Linked DNA regions of Homo sapiens: region 1 is linked to region 2. The links are chromatin loops, found by intact Hi-C in ENCODE. Cell type or tissue: Caco-2. All regions are shown on one strand. Region 1 holds the start of MIR7150 (microRNA 7150). Region 2 holds the start of MIR601 (microRNA 601).

The links. Hi-C counts contacts between places; a loop is a spot of excess contacts. Peaks named below come from ENCODE experiments on the same cell type or tissue, not always from the same donor. Only the 100,000 strongest peaks of a DNase experiment are listed, where the experiment ranks them.
Region 1: a loop joins it to region 2, with 3 times the contacts of the local background. A loop is called at or near these places in 2 of 110 quality-filtered maps.

What each region holds. Positions count from the first base shown.
Region 1 is chr9:123,479,826-123,487,825 of GRCh38, reverse strand. The region is part of intron 13 of DENND1A (DENN domain containing 1A); the gene reads left to right. MIR7150 (microRNA 7150) reads left to right here and starts at 2,204; the gene lies at 2,204-2,297. RefSeq lists an enhancer at 4,643-5,508. In Caco-2, no CTCF peak of the experiment used is centred here; DNase peaks (open chromatin) are centred at 2,282 and 3,475.
Region 2 is chr9:123,398,959-123,406,958 of GRCh38, reverse strand. DENND1A (DENN domain containing 1A) reads left to right here. Exons shown (of 24, transcript NM_001352964.2): 21 at 3,469-3,557. MIR601 (microRNA 601) reads left to right here and starts at 4,356; the gene lies at 4,356-4,434. RefSeq lists an enhancer at 3,732-4,353. In Caco-2, CTCF peaks have their summits at 4,849 (motif pointing left) and 6,966 (motif pointing right); no DNase peak of the experiment used is centred here.

The sequences.
Region 1 (8,000 bases), 81 kb before region 2:
CTCCAGAAATATCAGCAGTCCCCTTTCAGCATGCTTGGTACTTACATTTAATGGGAACAAGTCTTTTGTTCCCCCAGCCCCCCTCTTTTTTTCAATTCTTTTAAAGCTGTTGATTCTGCAGGACATTGTGTATGTTTATATTTCTGTGGTCTCTGTTGTCCAGACTGGGAAAATGGTAGAAAAGATTCAAAGGGATCTCAGGAAAGACCTTTGAGAAACAGGGGTCTTTATAAGGAGCATGTGGGACAAGAAAGTGTCCACAGGACAATCGCATCCAGGAAAGCCATTTGGGGGCCATGCGCATTGGTCTGAGAGTAGCCTCAGGTTCTGCCGTATCTTTGCTCATGGTTCAGGGAGAAAACCAAGAACTGTGACCTTGGCTCGTAACTAAAAGACACAAGAGAGAAAACATTCTGAAGACCCTGCTCTAGTTACCAGCAATAATATTGGTGTGGAGGGGGCAGGTAAACAAACCTGCCAGCTGACTTGGGCCCTAGACTTGGTTAAACCCTGGCTTGCCTTCCCTTGATTGTAGATGGTAGAAGCCCAACTTAAACGAACTTGAGCAAAGAGGATAGGAGGGAGAATTTCTTGGCTTATATAACTGAGACATCCCGGACTTGTCTTGCTACCAGCATGGCTGGATCCAGGAGCTCAAATGATGTCTAGACTCTCAGTGACCTCTGTTTGGCTTTGCTTTTCATTATCTGTTTTATTTTCAAACATTCTCTTGCTTTGCTATAGAAATATGGGGGCCTCTATGGTCCTTCTAGCTTGAAGTGAGTCCCTCTCAACTCCAGTGTCTGTGCAGCAACTCTCAGTGGAGACTGCTCAAGTTAGTGTCGATCACTTCTGGGCTACCCTAAACTCATTGGTGTGACCAGAGGATGGAGTCCTCCAGTCGGCTCCCAGGGTCGCATGCCCACCCCTGTGGCTGGGCAGGGGGTTGGCAGGATCAGTCCCAATGGGAAAAGAGAGTTTTATTACCTATTCCCAGAGGAGTGTAAGAGGCAAATGTGTGGTCAATAGGAGGGTGGAGGGTGCCCAGAAGGTTGGGGGACCATGGAAGGTATGGGAACTAACATATGAGGTGGGGGTGAGGAGTTGGATATCAGGGATGGTTTCACCAAGGTGCTTGCACCAGCACTGGGCTCTAAGGACAAGGAAGATGATGCCAGCACACTCATGCTCAAGGCTTGCTGGCTGGACACATGCCATTTAGTTGGTGCCAACTTTCCAAGAGGCTCCTGTTGGCCATGGCTACAGGTTAGAAGATCAAAGGGGTGCTTTAGGGAGTGGGACTCATGGGGGATGCAGGAGCCAGCTGCTTCCTTCCTGGCCTCCCAGAAGTCTCGGTGTGTATCAAGCTGAGGCAGAAAGATTCCAGGGCTGGGCTAGCAGCTCTGGGGCTGGCGGCAGAGCCCAGAGCCAAGGTGACGCTGTCTGTGAACAGTGCAGAGATGCCCCACAGCGCTGGCATCTAAGAGCACAGTGTTCCGGGGGCGAGTCTCTGTTCCTGTAGCCTTGACCTGGGACACGTTGCCCTCTGACTAGCTCAAGTTCAGGGTGGGGCCTTCATTGGATTTACCTGCCCACTTGCCTGACATTCAGCCTCTCCCCATTTTTACTGAAATTTTAAACGTATTTATGATTGAGCTTCTTTTACAGAGGAGGAAATTAGGGCTCAGAGAGGTTGTGACTTGGCCAAAGCCACAGAACTGAGAAAAGTGACAATGCCAAAATCCATCGATCTCTTCTCTTCCCACCTGCTCCCATGCACCCCACCATGCAGCCAGTGATCTATGGCACCCGGGGTATGCCAGCCACTGAAGATCCAGGGGAATCAACCCCTTGTTCCCAAGTCACAGAGCCCATGGGCCAGGGAGATGGATTCAGAAAATGAAATCTGCTGCAGTGCTAGCTAAATGTTAGCAATGGCTAGAAAATCCAGAAGCCTAGGCATGAGAGTTTAGCCTCCGCATGTGGAGGCCAAAAACAGAGTCTTTGATCCATTCCTTATATCCAGGAAACTTTGTAAAACCAGCACATGCTCCTCAAAGGTGAGTGCAAACTGAGAGCAAAGCGTCTTCTTGGATGCTCAGGCTTCTTTCCCCGGCAGCTGACCCCACACTGCGTGTGTGTGTGTGTGTGTGTGTGTGTGTGTGTGTGCGCGCGCGCGCGTGTGTGTACGCGCACACACACACACGGTGTCCCCTGGTGGAACCTGGCAGGGGGAGAGGTAAGGTCTTTCAGCCTCTCCAAAGCCCATGGTCAGGTACTCAGGTGGGGGAGCCCTGCTCGCAGCCCCGAACCTGATCTGCTGGTGTTCAGCGGAGGAGATTACAGAGCTTAATGATTAGCTCCTCCAAGCTGCAGCTGATGCCAGCCCCTACCCCCTTTACACCTAATTACTCTCATTAATGAGCTCCTCTGCTCTCCATAGAGAGAGTTTCCTCTTTGGAATAAGAGGCAAAAATACCTTGCCCAGGTAGATTGCTGAAGCCTTTAATTATTGCCCACACCTGCTAAGCCTTGTGACTCACACCTAGTGATAGTGCGGAGCTGAAATGGAGCTTGTTTATAATCACGAGCAGATTTTAACTCTTTCAAAGCCAAAAAGCCTTCTGATTTCAAGAGACATGTTTCCCCAAGACCTCACACATGCTCATTTCATGCATGCACGCCAGGCTCTGCTCCCCCAACACTGGGGATCCTGAGGCAGCAGAAGTGCAGCTCCTGCCCTGAGGGAGTGCACAGTCTAGGAAGAGTGACAGGCTAGAAACTACACAGACAATTATAGTGGCTACCACTCACCACTTCCCTACATCAGGTCGCCTGTAGCCCTCGAAATAAAACTTTGAGGCAGATGTTACTACCTCCATGTTACAGAAGAGGGGAGGGGGCGCAGAGGGAGGATGTCACTTGCCCCAGGTGCCACAGCTAGGGAGGGTGTGAGGAGAGTGGGATCAGGTCTGCTGGGCTCCATGGCCAGTGTGCACCCCACTGTTGCCCAGAAGCTCCCTTGCATGCCAGACTGTACTGAGGGCCACAGTGAAGTCACTGCAGGACACGGTGAGGTTAGGAGGAAACAGGACTATGTGAGTAACAACAGAAGGAACAGGAGCAGAGGCTCAGGGGAGAACTGAATGCCTTGTGCATTCGTAGACCTGCAAGCACTCAGTGTGGCTAGAAGGTGCACTATGGGGTGCGGAGCAAGGGGCAACAAGGCAGGAAGGACAGGCAGGGGCCGGGGCAGGGTCCTAAATGCAGGGGAAAGACCCTGGACTTCCTATCCGCTGCACCCTCCCCAGTACCTCACAAAGCACCCAGTACATAGCAGGTCAGTACATGTTGATGAATGGAGGGACAGCCATGCTAAAGGCATGATAACCATTGAAGGATTTAAGCAGGGGAGGGACAGTACCAGAGGGCTGTCTGGAAGAATCTCTGGGCGGCTTACTCTCTGAACACTGAGATTCAAGGGCAAAGTCCTCACCACAGCCCTTTGCCCCAATCGAGAGGTCTGCGCTAGGCTGTCTAGTTGCTCAGTGTTAGAGGTGCGATTAAACCCAGATCTTTGTGTCTGCAAAAACCCAGCTCTGTCTCCTTCACCTTGTGTCCTGCTAGATAGAAGATAATATACTAAATGGCTTAGAACAGAAAGACAAGAGTTTCCCACCATGGCTGCTAGGATTCTGAATGAGAAACTTTCAGGATAGGAGCACAGGTTTCTAAAACACCAGAGCTGCTCAGACATAACCAAGTCCCTCTGACCAGATTTAGACAGATTGTTAGATGAATTGATGTAATATTTAATAGCATGTATGGCATGGCTCCGATGACCAGGAGACACTAACCCGTTTGCTACAAGTCCTAGGAGACTAAAAATCATTTTTAAAAAAACACAAAAAAAACTAAGCTGTGTCTCAAACAAAGAACAACAACCCACAACTGAGTCTCTCTTACACATCTGGCCTTGGGGCAGGTACTTTATGTGAAATCTGTCTGTGCCTCGCAGCAACTCTGGGAGGTAGATGGAATTATCCCCATCTTACAAACGAACTGACCTGTGACTTGGGGAGCTAAAGACTTCCCCACAGTCACATGGATAATGAGCGACAGAGCCAGGAGTCTCAGCCCAGCCTGTCCCACTGCAGAGCCGGAGCCACCCCAGGACACACTGTCCCTCAGAAGCTATCCATCACAAGACATCAGTCACCACACATGGAACCCGGAACAGACCCTGGCAGACTTGGTGTGTGCATGCGTCTGGTCAGCCCAGAGCTGGGGAACCCAGCAAGTGCTAGGCCTGGGAAGCCTGTGTGTTCTGGATAGAGACTGTCTGCACACAGAGGCTGGCCTGCAAGACCCAGGCTTTGCTCTGCTTGGGATTTGTCTCCTGAGTTCCTGGAGGCTGCCATGGTGGGGGTCATCTGGCAGCCAAGGGAGGACTGGAGCAGCAGCGGCGGCATGGCCCCCCAGCATCTCTGGACCACCATCGGCATGCCAGCCCCTGCTCTTGGGGTAGGGATTCCAAGGTACTGAAAACATAGTCCCTGCATGGGGCCTCTGCTGGACTCTTAGGAAGGAGGAGACCCTGGCGAGTACTACCTGGTCCTACTTGCCTCTCCAAAGCACTCAGTGTAGTAGGGGGAGGTGGTCAGTCGGCTAGATCCATCAACTCTTGCATCCAAGTCAACTCTTGTCTCCTAAAGCCTCTCTTGAATTCCTCCCTTTCCATTCCTGCCTGGCAGCTGCCTCAGTGGACACAGTGCTTCCTTGGCAGATCACTGGCCTCACTGAGATCAGAATGATCCTCTTGAAGTGCAAATATCTACACTCCCTTCCCCCAGCCACCCAAATTTTAGGGTTCCCTGTTGCTTTAGGACAACATGACCTAAAAAGACCTGCATGATCCATGCCCAGGCTTGGTTGGAGCCCCTCCCCCTCTGCTGTCCTGTTCCAGCCTCTCTCATTTCCCCTGGCACTCCTCCATCCCACAGAGGCCTGGGGCTTCTGCCCACCTTCCCCTCTGAGCACACAGGTTACTTTCCCAGGAATGCTTTCTGCAGCCTCCAGGTGTCTTCTTGGGACCTTGTTCTTTGTTCTCTGCACAGCAGGAACCTCTGCTTCAAGGCCATTGTCCCAGGGGGTAATTGTTCCTTTATGGGGCTGCTTGACTATCCTCAGGTAGCTGACTGTGATAGCTCCAGGGGCTGATACCCAGTAGGCTCTCAACAACTACTCACTGAATCAGTGAATGAAAGGCAAAAACAGCCACCCTTCCTCACAAATTTGGGAAAGGCTTCCCATAGGCAGAGACCTTTGAGTTGGGTCCTGAGTCCATGTTTGCCAGGCCAAGGGAATGATAGGCAAGAGGTATTTGATTTGACCATGTGTGTGTTTGTGTTAAAAAATAAAGATAATGGGCCGGGTGCGGTGGTTCACGCCTGTAATCCCAACACTTTGGGAGGCTGAGGTAGGCAGATCACTTGAGACTAGGAGTTCAAGACCAGCCTGGCCAACATCACAAAACCCTGACTCTACTAAAAATACAAAAGTTAGCCATTCATGGTGGTGCACACCTGTAATCCTAGCTACTTGGGAGGCTGAGGCACAAGAATCACTTGAACCTGGGAGGCAGAGGTTGCAGTGAACCAAGATCGCGCCACTGCGCTCCAGCCTGGGCAACAGAGCGAGACTCTGTCTGAAAAAGAATAAAGGCCGAGCACTGCCACTCATGCCTGTAATCCCAGCTCTTTGAGAGGCCGAGGCAGGTGGATCACTTGGTGCCAGGAGTTCGAGACCAGCCTGACCAACATGGCCAAATCCCATCTCTACTAAAAATACAAAAGAAAAAAAAATAGCCAGACATGGTGGCACACATCTGTAATCCCAGCTACTCAGGTAGCTGAGGCATGAGAATTGCCTGAACCTGGAAGGCAGAGGTTGCAGTGAGCAGAGATCACGCCACTGCACTCCAGCCTGGGCAACAGAGCAAGTCTCTGTCTCAAAAAAAAAAAAAAAAGAAAGAAAGAAAAAAGACAATATGCATATTGAATTACAGCTTTCCTAAAAGCTGACACCCCTTTTCTGAATAGGCATAAAGAAGCATAATCAAATTCAGCTCAAGTGTTCCCCCTCCAGGAAGTCTTCCCTGATCACCCCACCTGTAAATAGCAGGGGCAATGATGCCTACTGCAGACCTCTACTTAGTGACTAGCTGATGGCAGGTGGCTGGTAGGACCTGACCCCACCACTCCTTATTTGGGTTTCTTAATCTCTCAGAACCTCAGTTTCCTCACCTTTAAAATAGGAATAATGATAGCTGCTGGGCAAAGGCTGAGTGAAGGACGGCCTCTTCGGCAGCACCTGGCACAGGAGGGCCGTCTGTAAATGCACGCGTCCTTCCTGGTGCCTGGGCTTCCCTCACTGTTTCTTCCTCCCGCTCCCGCTTCCTTGTTTCCACGTGTTGCTATGCAGCCTCACTGTCCTGGTAGGTTTCTAGGTAGTTGCCATCCCCACCATTGCCACCTCCACCAACTAATAGCTGCTGTTTAGCTCACACATGCATATTTTAGCCTCATAATTTTTCTTCCTGAGTCGGCCTCTGCAGATTCTAATCACCTCACTTTCTCTTCCCTGAATTCCCTCCAATTTGGAGATTCAAAAGAGGCGCTTCTCTGCATGAACATGCTGTGATTCAAGTTGAAAATAAATTTCTGCTGGCAGCAGCCAGCTTTCTGAAAAGTGACATTTAAGACTGACAGTGGACAAGATTGTAAACAGGTTTCCAATAAGAAAAAAAAAGTCAGTGTGAAGTGCATTCTATGAATTTTTTTAAACAATGTGTGCGCATGTCTATAATTGCAGCCTTGCTGTGACGCCGTCTGCTTCAGGAAGAATTCTGGGACAGTGTATGTCTGTTTGAAACTATCTTGGTATCCTTTTACTTTTCGGAAAGCAGCTTCATTTCATGGGACTCACTCCCATACAAGAGTGTAGCGTATTCATTCATTCGACACACGTGTGTTCAGTGTGCCATTGTGTGCCAGGCTGTATGCTTGGTAAGGTCATGAAGACAGTTCCCTCCCTATCTGTAGAGAGTTCACATCCTCAAGGGGGAGGCTGGCGGATAAGCAGGTGACTTTTATTTAATAGGATAGAGGTAAGCTTAGAGTGCTATGGGACCCCAGAGGAAGACCCCAAGAGGGATGGCTATGGGGGCAGGGACAGCTTCCTGGAACTATGGCACCTGAGCATGGCTTGTAAGATGAGATGTTAGCCTAACAAAGAATGGAGGAAGAGGCATTCTATTCTAAGCAGAGGGAATACCGTGAGCAAAAGCAAAGAGGTTTGAAAGCACAGCGTATGGGAAGCTCCAGGCCTGTAGCAATGATTGAGACTTCTGGTTTGCAGGGCTAATGTCAAGAGGTGTGGCTGGAGGGGCCTTGGGGGGCTGGCACGCTAAGCTAAGAAGAGCCTTGAAGCCTCTCACAAGGGCAGTGCCGGGCTTCCGCAGGTGTGGCGTGAGCACATGTCCAGAGTGGTGCCTTGAGGAGGTCTCTCGGGAGTGTCGAGACACAGGGTTGGGTGGAGAGAGTCTGGAAGCAGGGGCCCTGGGAGGAGGCAATTGCCGCTGTCCAGGCAGAAGATGGGGAGGCCTGGGAACCCTCACAGAGTCAGATGGAGGGCTCAGGGGATAAGAACATTTAGAAAGTAAAATAGCCCATTGGCAGAAGGTCTGTTATTTTGTATTTCTCCCAAAACAACCTTGTTCATGAGTACCTCAGATTATCAGCTCCTACTTCGGTAGGGGAGTCTGCCCTGACACTAGGGAATATGTTGCTAGTTAAATGAATTCAGCTGACATTTGCCTTCCCCATTCATCATGACTAAATGAAAGCTCTTTTCTGAGTTTCTTGGAATGGTCTTTTGACAGTCCCCTGGCCAGAACCACAAATCACCCTGCAGTTAGCGTCTAAAGGAAGCAAGAAGCA
Region 2 (8,000 bases):
ATCCCCCCATTTCAGCCACAAGTTCACATTCTTAACCCGCCTTTATTGTAGCAAGGAGCAGCCCTGTGCAAGGATGAGCTGACAGGCCTTAAAGTCTGACCTTTCCTGAAAGCTCTGCCCCGGGGCCCCGCGGGGCAGGGGCAGAACTGCTCCTTCACCCTACCCACACTCCTGCTTTTGTGGGCAGAAGTTGGGGGTGGGGATCATTCCAGCCAGGTGACCCTGTTGACCAGCTGCCAGAGCTGGGGAAACCAGTGCAGAGTCAGAAGGGGTGCAGGGATACCCACTTGTTTATTCAGCACGTGTTGACTGAATGTGAGCTGTGTGGCAGGCCCAGCTCTAATCACGATGATACTCGCAGCGTCATTATGCACTTCTCAGATTCCGAGCAGCAACATTCATTCGTTTCTAAAAATCTTGCTGAGCAACCATGACATACCAGGCAGTCCACAGAATGCGAGGCAGGGGTAAGAGAATCCTAAAACTCATCTTCTAATTCAGAGACACCCACTCATCGTCTTCCTTTTGTTGTTGACAAGAAGGGACATCCAGGTCACAGAGGAGCAGGATGAGCATTTATTGAGCCCCCATTGTGTACCAGACCCCTTGGGGGGACTTTCCCTGTATCCGGGCTTCACAATCACCCCACAGATGAAGACAGCCAGTTTGGTGGAATGCCTTTGGTGTTTACCACATCCCTGATATGCCAAACCTGTCTGAGATCAGACTGGCCACTCCACAGGAAAAACTTTGGTTAGATCAGACGTGCGCAGACCTGAGGGCTTGACAAGACTCTGTAAAGACTTGTCTTTTATGCAGCCAGCTTCTATCATCTGTGTCCCTAAGCCACCGTGCCGTGTCACCCACAAGCTTCTGGGGGGTGGGGGGTACGATGTTCAGGAAAAAGGGTGGGCAGGAAGTGGAGTGTGTGCCTGCTTCCCTTCCCTGTCTTGTCCTGGAAACTCAAAGGGTGGGCAGGAAGTGGAGTGTGTGCCTGCTTCCCTTCCCTGTCTTGTCCTGGAAACTCAAAGGGTGGGCAGGAGGTGGAGTGTGTGCCTGCTTCCCTTCCCTGTCTTGTCCTGGAAACTCAAAGGGTGGGCAGGAAGTGGAGTGTGTGCCTGCTTCCCTTCCCTGTCTTGTCCTGGAAACTCAAAGGGTGGGCAGGAAGTGGAGTGTGTGCCTGCTTCCCTTCCCTGTCTTGTCCTGGAAACTCAAAGGGTGGGCAGGAAGTGGAGTGTGTGCCTGCTTCCCTTCCCTGTCTTGTCCTGGAAACTCAAAGGGTGGGCAGGAGGTGGAGTGTGTGCCTGCTCCCTTCCCTGTCTTGTCCTGGAAACTCAAAGGGTGGGCAGGAGGTGGAGTGTGTGCCTGCTTCCCTTCCCTGTCTTGTCCTGGAAACTCAAAGGGTGGGCAGGAAGTGCAGTGTGTGCCTGCTTCCCTTCCCTGTCTTGTCCTGGAAACTCAAAGGGTGGGCAGGAAGTGGAGTGTGTGCCTGCTTCCCTTCCCTGTCTTGTCCTGGAAACTCAAAGGGTGGGCAGGAAGTGGAGTGTGTGCCTGCTTCCCTTCCCTGTCTTGTCCTGGAAACTCAAAGGGTGGGCAGGAAGTGGAGTGTGTGCCTGCTTCCCTTCCCTGTCTTGTCCTGGAAACTCAAAGGGTGGGCAGGAAGTGGAGTGTGTGCCTGCTTCCCTTCCCTGTCTTGTCCTGGAAACTCAAAGGGTGGGCAGGAGGTGGAGTGTGTGCCTGCTTCCCTTCCCTGTCTTGTCCTGGAAACTCAAAGGGTGGGCAGGAGGTGGAGTGTGTGCCTGCTTCCCTTCCCTGTCTTGTCCTGGAAACTCAAAGGGTGGGCAGGAAGTGGAGTGTGTGCCTGCTTCCCTTCCCTGTCTTGTCCTGGAAACTCAAAGGGTGGGCAGGAAGTGGAGTGTGTGCCTGCTTCCCTTCCCTGTCTTGTCCTGGAAACTCAAAGGGTGGGCAGGAAGTGGAGTGTGTGCCTGCTTCCCTTCCCTGTCTTGTCCTGGAAACTCAAAGGGTAGGCAGGAAGTGGAGTGTGTGCCTGCTTCCCTTCCCTGTCTTGTCCTGGAAACTCAAAGGGTGGGCAGGAAGTGGAGTGTGTGCCTGCTTCCCTTCCCTGTCTTGTCCTGGAAACTCAAAGGGTGGGCAGGAAGTGGAGTGTGTGCCTGCTTCCCTTCCCTGTCTTGTCCTGGAAACTCAAAGGGTGGGCAGGAAGTGGAGTGTGTGCCTGCTTCCCTTCCCTGTCTTGTCCTGGAAACTCAAAGGGTGGGCAGGAAGTGGAGTGTGTGCCTGCTTCCCTTCCCTGTCTTGTCCTGGAAACTCAAAGGGTGGGCAGGAGGTGGAGTGTGTGCCTGCTTCCCTTCCCTGTCTTGTCCTGGAAACTCAAAGGGTGGGCAGGAGGTGGAGTGTGTGCCTGCTTCCCTTCCCTGTCTTGTCCTGGAAACTCAGCAGTTGTGGCATCCCATCCGTGGAGAAAGCAAGCCCCCTGCCCCGGCAGGCTCGGTTGTTTTTATCAGCAATGAAATTCAGAGATAGACTTTCTCAGCTTAGCTCTCAACCCATCCCTCTCGGGCACTGGGAGTGTACAGAGATGGCCATGCCAAATTTAAAGCCATGTAATGTCGACTGGACCAAATGAGTATCCTTCTAAGGGCACCTAGAAATTCTCAGCCTAACATCCATCACGAACTCTGGCAGGGGATGAGGGTGTCTTTCTCTGTGGGCCCTCATGTTCGCTTTCAGAGACAGCGGGTCAGAAAAACCCATCCCGCTGCTGCAGCAGCTGTGGGGTTAGGAAGTTGGGTCCTTCCTGATGTGCCCACTGCAGACCCTCCCACTAGGTCTGCTCAGTGCATGTAGCTACACAAGATGGGCAGCATCCAGGCTGAACCCTGCTGGGAGGACTAGCACAGGGATGCTCTGGGAAGCAGAAAGACGATTTGTAGTGGCACTCTCTCATGCCTCTCTTATTTAGAGAGGAAAATAAGCACCCTGTGATTCTGTTGTAAAAAGAGCAAACTAAGCATGTTCACCCTAAAAACAAGTGTAAGCGCAACCTTTTCTTTCTACAAAACCAGCTTCTGGGCATCAGAGGAAGATGAGAGGGAATTGTCATTGATAAGGGCCTCTTTGTTCCGGGTCCTATGTAGACATCATCTCATTGGACCCTCACCACAGCCCTGCAAGGAGGCCAATGGAACTATCCTCATCTTGCAGATGAAGAAACCGAGCTTTCCAGGAGCACCCTTCTGATTTGAATAGGCCACAGAATTCCAGTTAATGTGTCTGTCTGCTGCCTATTAGATGGTGATGTTTCTGTGATAGGCTGGGCTTTTGTAGCCTGTAGCTTTGAAAATCCCTAAACGTTTTTTGGGGGGGCCGTTTATCCAAATGTTCAGAATGTACCTGTATGGCTTTTCCAACTCACTCCTTCTTGGGGCTCTCCCCCTGTACCTCCTCTAGGTGCGCCCACCTCGTCCACATGTTGTTAAGAGACCAAAGAGCAACATCGCAGTGGAAGGCCGGAGGACGTCTGTGCCGAGCCCTGAGCAGTGAGTATTGTGCCTCTCCCCTCTGTCTGTAAGAACCCTGTGTCTGCGGAGCCAGCACTTTGCGAAGCCCAAGCGTGTAGCCCCGGCCTTTGTGAGGCTTCCCCGGGGCTCCCAGCGGGTGTTTCACAAAGGGGTCATTCAGGGAACAGGACTTGATCTTTTACTCGGTCTGGTTGTCACACCAGTGGGAGGCCCCAGAGGCCAGGGAGCCGGGCACTTGGGCTGGATTTCGAGGGGTGGGGTCCAAAGCATACTTTGCTGGGTTCAGAAGAAGGTCCTAGGCCTCTTGTGCTGAAGATGCCGAGTCAGTAGGTGAGGGTTAGAACCTGGTGAAGGAGGCCAAGTGTTGAACTGGATCCACCCACCTTCCTAGGCCTCCATGGCCGAGAACCTATATACAGGACTGCCCTCATCCACTGCCCCAGACCCACCAGGACCCTTTGCCCACCTGTGCCGGAGGATTTATGTTACTGTGGTTTTTCTTACCCATCTCCCTGAGACGCGGAGCTCCCTGGGTGTTATGCCCAGCACCTCCCGTAGGACTGGCCTAGAGTCACCTGCTCAGGAGGCGTGGGGTAGATGAAGTGAATGAGGGGGGCAGAAAGACAAGCAGTGGACTGAAGTGGACCTGCCTGTGGTGGGGTGAGGCAGAAGGCTGCAGATAGCCCCGAGTCCAGACCAGAGCCATCTGCAGAAGGTAGCACTGCTTCCCTTTGTCCGCAAAAGGAGCACAGCCCTCAGTCTCTATCCAGACAACTCAGCGGCTACACGCTGACTTCCTGTGATGCCTTGAAAAAGTGCATGAGTTCGTCTTGGTCTAGGATTGTTGGAGGAGTCAGAAAAACTACCCCAGGGATCCTGAAGTCCTTTGGGTGGAAAGGGGGAGGCCCCCATGTCTGTCTGGCTCTCAGAAAATGGGAAAGAAGGTAAGGGACATGGCAGGTCCCAGTCAGAGTTGGAGCAAGAAGGAAAAAAAATGATTTCGAGCTGTCAAGCTGGGGCCTAACCCAAGTTGCAGTTCACTTCAGCTCTCCAGGATTTTCTGGTTGATAGCGAGGGTACGGTCTTTAAGGAACCAGCCCACCCAGACAGCCCTCAGACTTTGCCCAGAAAGTTCCAGAATTATATGTGTGCGTGCGTGTGTGTGTGTGTGTGTGTGCACGTGTGCGCTTGCACACAAGGATGCTCAGTTATTAGACATTTGGAAGAGAGGACTCCTGAAGCTGGGTTAAGTTTAACTTTTGCTCTGCACAATAGCCTGGTGGGAACATGAGGGATGGATTATGATTGCCCCCTTATGGAGAGAACGCTGCATGGCACCTGAGTGCCTCGGACTAAAGATTCCTCCTTAAGGGGATGAAATTTGTCACATTTCTTTGAAGTCCCCTCTTTAAAACTGGACTAAACCTTTTAGACACTGTACCAGGATACAGGGTCACAGGCCTGTTGATATTGAGATGTAAACCCAGAATATTCTTGCATTACACAGAAACACCATTGCAACACCAGCTACACTCCACATCCTACAGAAAAGCATTACCCATTTTGCGGCCAAGTTCCCGACGAGAGGCTGGACCTCTTCATCACATTGACTTACGCCGTTGCTTTTCCAGACTGGGCAGAGGGGCTGACTTCGCAGTGTGTGCCAAAGAGCCGGTGTCTGATAATCCCATTTTCCTGCTTATCACCTGAACTGTGTCAGTATCACTTTTAGTTTTGTTGGTTGGTTGGTTTGTTGTTTGTTTAATATGCCCTGTTTTCTACTTCTGTTGGAAAATATTTGGGGTTGAAATAAACCAGTGGGAGCATGGGAGCCAGTTTGGTGGTTGGCAAACTACCAGTGATAGAAAACAAATGACAGGTTTTCTGTGAGCGTACGTCACAGTGGCTCGGGCCCACAAGGAGACAGAGGGGTACGTTTCAGGACATCATTCCAAGGGTTTCTGTTCACGTTTGTTTAACGAGGAAGGGGAAGTTGTTCTCCCATAATACCAGTGGTATTTCTAGTGCAACCCGGGTGTTTTTCTACGCCTCTTCCCATGCTGCTTCCCCACCCCCCCACTGTGCTCCGCCCCTTCCAAATGCCATGTCACAACAGCACTTGGATGTGTTTTTCTCAACTGTCATCAGCTCCAGCTGGCAGGACCAACTTCTTGAAACACAGGAAGCATCCAGCGGAAAATATTTTAATAAAACAGACTCCTCATAAAATATTGTTCGGGGGAGGGGGAAGAAACCGGCTCCACCAATCTGTCGGCATTGTATTGGGAGATGTGAGAAGCCAGGCTGGCAGCAGGGGCCCGATCCTAATGGGCCTTTGTCAGGTGGTGGTTCCGTGTTGGGCACACGGACTTGGTGCCTGGCCCTTTAATCTGGCCTGGGTTTTCTTGAATCACAGATCTTCATCTCCACTGGGAATATCAAAGTGCTTGGGAAACTTAGAAGACTGGGGCAGCAGAAGGGGATGCAGGATCTTTGAAGTGGAGAGGAGAGATTCATTCCTCCTGACTTCTTGCCCCAACTCTCACTTCCAATTGCACATTAAATAATCCCAGCACTTTGGGAGGCCAAGGCGAGCGGATCACCTGAGGTCAGGGGTTCGAGACCAGCCTGGGCAACATGGCGAAACCCCGTCTCTACTAAAAATACAAAAATTAGCCGAGTGTGGTGGCGCACCCCTGTAATTCCAGCTACTCGGGAGGCTGAGGCATGAGAATCACTTGAACCCAGGAGGCGGAGGCTGCCGTGAGCTGAGATCACACCACCACACTCCAGCCTGTGCAACAGAGTGAGACTCTGTCTCAAAAATAAAATAACCAGCTTTGTGGACAGCAAGATGGGGCTGATTAAGAGTAAGACTGTCTCCTGGAGTAGCTGAGCATCCTGGGACTCATCAGGGCCCAGAAACACTAGCCAGCCACTCTCTGGCCAGTCCACCCCTGAAGTTCATTTCTTCCTTCCCAGCTGATGTCCATCCCTCCATCATTCCATCTGTCCATTCGTGCATTCATTCATTCAGCAAGTATCTTTGAAAACCTACTAGGCGCAAGCACGGACGATTTTTTTAAAGGAGGCCTTAAAAGGGAGTCCCCATGCTGACTCTTGGTTGACTTGCATTTTCCCAAAATGAAATTTTCCTGTGTCAAATTTTCTTTCTGAATCAATGATAGGTTTCCTAGTCCCTTAAAACTGGCCGTTGGCAATTGGAAGAAGACTTTTTTGAAGATTTGTGGGGGAAACATTCCCTTTACTTTTCAGGTAACATTACTTGGTTAATATTCAGTTACTAAATCTCTTCAAGAAGTACTGGCTACTTCCATTACTATTCAGAGCACAGCTGATGTGACGCCCAGGGGCTTCCGTGGGGCAGGGATCGGGGTAGGAGGGATCCTGCATGAGAGGCTGTGGGTCAGACACCAGTCAGCAGGGGGCGCGGTGGAGCACCCATTGATTTCTAGGCCCTCTTGGGCTAGCATCGTTTCTTCCCGAGTGGGAGCTCAGGCCCAGAATGTGGATTTGACCAGTCTTCCCAAGGTCACCCAGTTGAAAAGTGGCCAGGCCAGCATTCAGAATTCTTGATTTCATTCTCTCCATGACATTCTGATGCTGTCCTTGGAACGGGGCCCTTCAGGGTTCATCTTTAGTCTGGCTTTGCCCAGAGAGACAGCTCCACATCCTAAAATGAGATGATGGCCTGCCCAGCAGGCCACCCTTCCTCTCTGGCTCCCTGAAGGCTGGAGTTGGGAACCGGATCTGTTCAGTCTTCTCACCGCCAAAGAAACCATGTGCACTGGTGCCTGAGTGTTTCTTCTTGGGGAAGGAAAGAGGAATGACATTCACCAACATCCCTTAAGGTTGTCAGAGGTATTAGCCGGGCATGGTGGCGTGTACCTGTAGTCCCAGCTAGTCGGGAGGCTGAGGCATGAGAATTGCATGAGCCCTGGGGAGTTGAAGGTTGCAGTGAGCTGAGATCATGACACTGCACACCACCCTGGGCCTCAGAGCGAGACCCTATCTCAAAAAATAAAATAAAAAAGATTGTCAAAGGTAGGTGGTAGCTTTCCCATTGAACAGACAGAAAAACTGAGGCTCAGAGAGACTTTCATAACTTGCCCAAGGTTTCTCAGGGCCAGAAAATGGTAGGATCGGCTGTCTGATGACAGAAGCCTGGTCCATTCTTCTCTACTCTCCAGGCTTTTTGTTAAGACCTAATTATCCTCACGTGCTTCTCTGACTGGTGGGGACGACGGCTACGGCAGTGAGCACAGTGAGGTTCACAGCTCCCCTCCTATTAAAAGCAGGCCACGGCCGGGCGCGGTGGCTCACACCTGTAATCCCAGCACCTTGGGAGGCCGAGGCGGGCGGGTCACTTGAGGTCAGGAGTTCAAGACCAGCCTGGCTAACATGGCGAAACCCCGTCTCTACTAAAAACACAAAAAATTA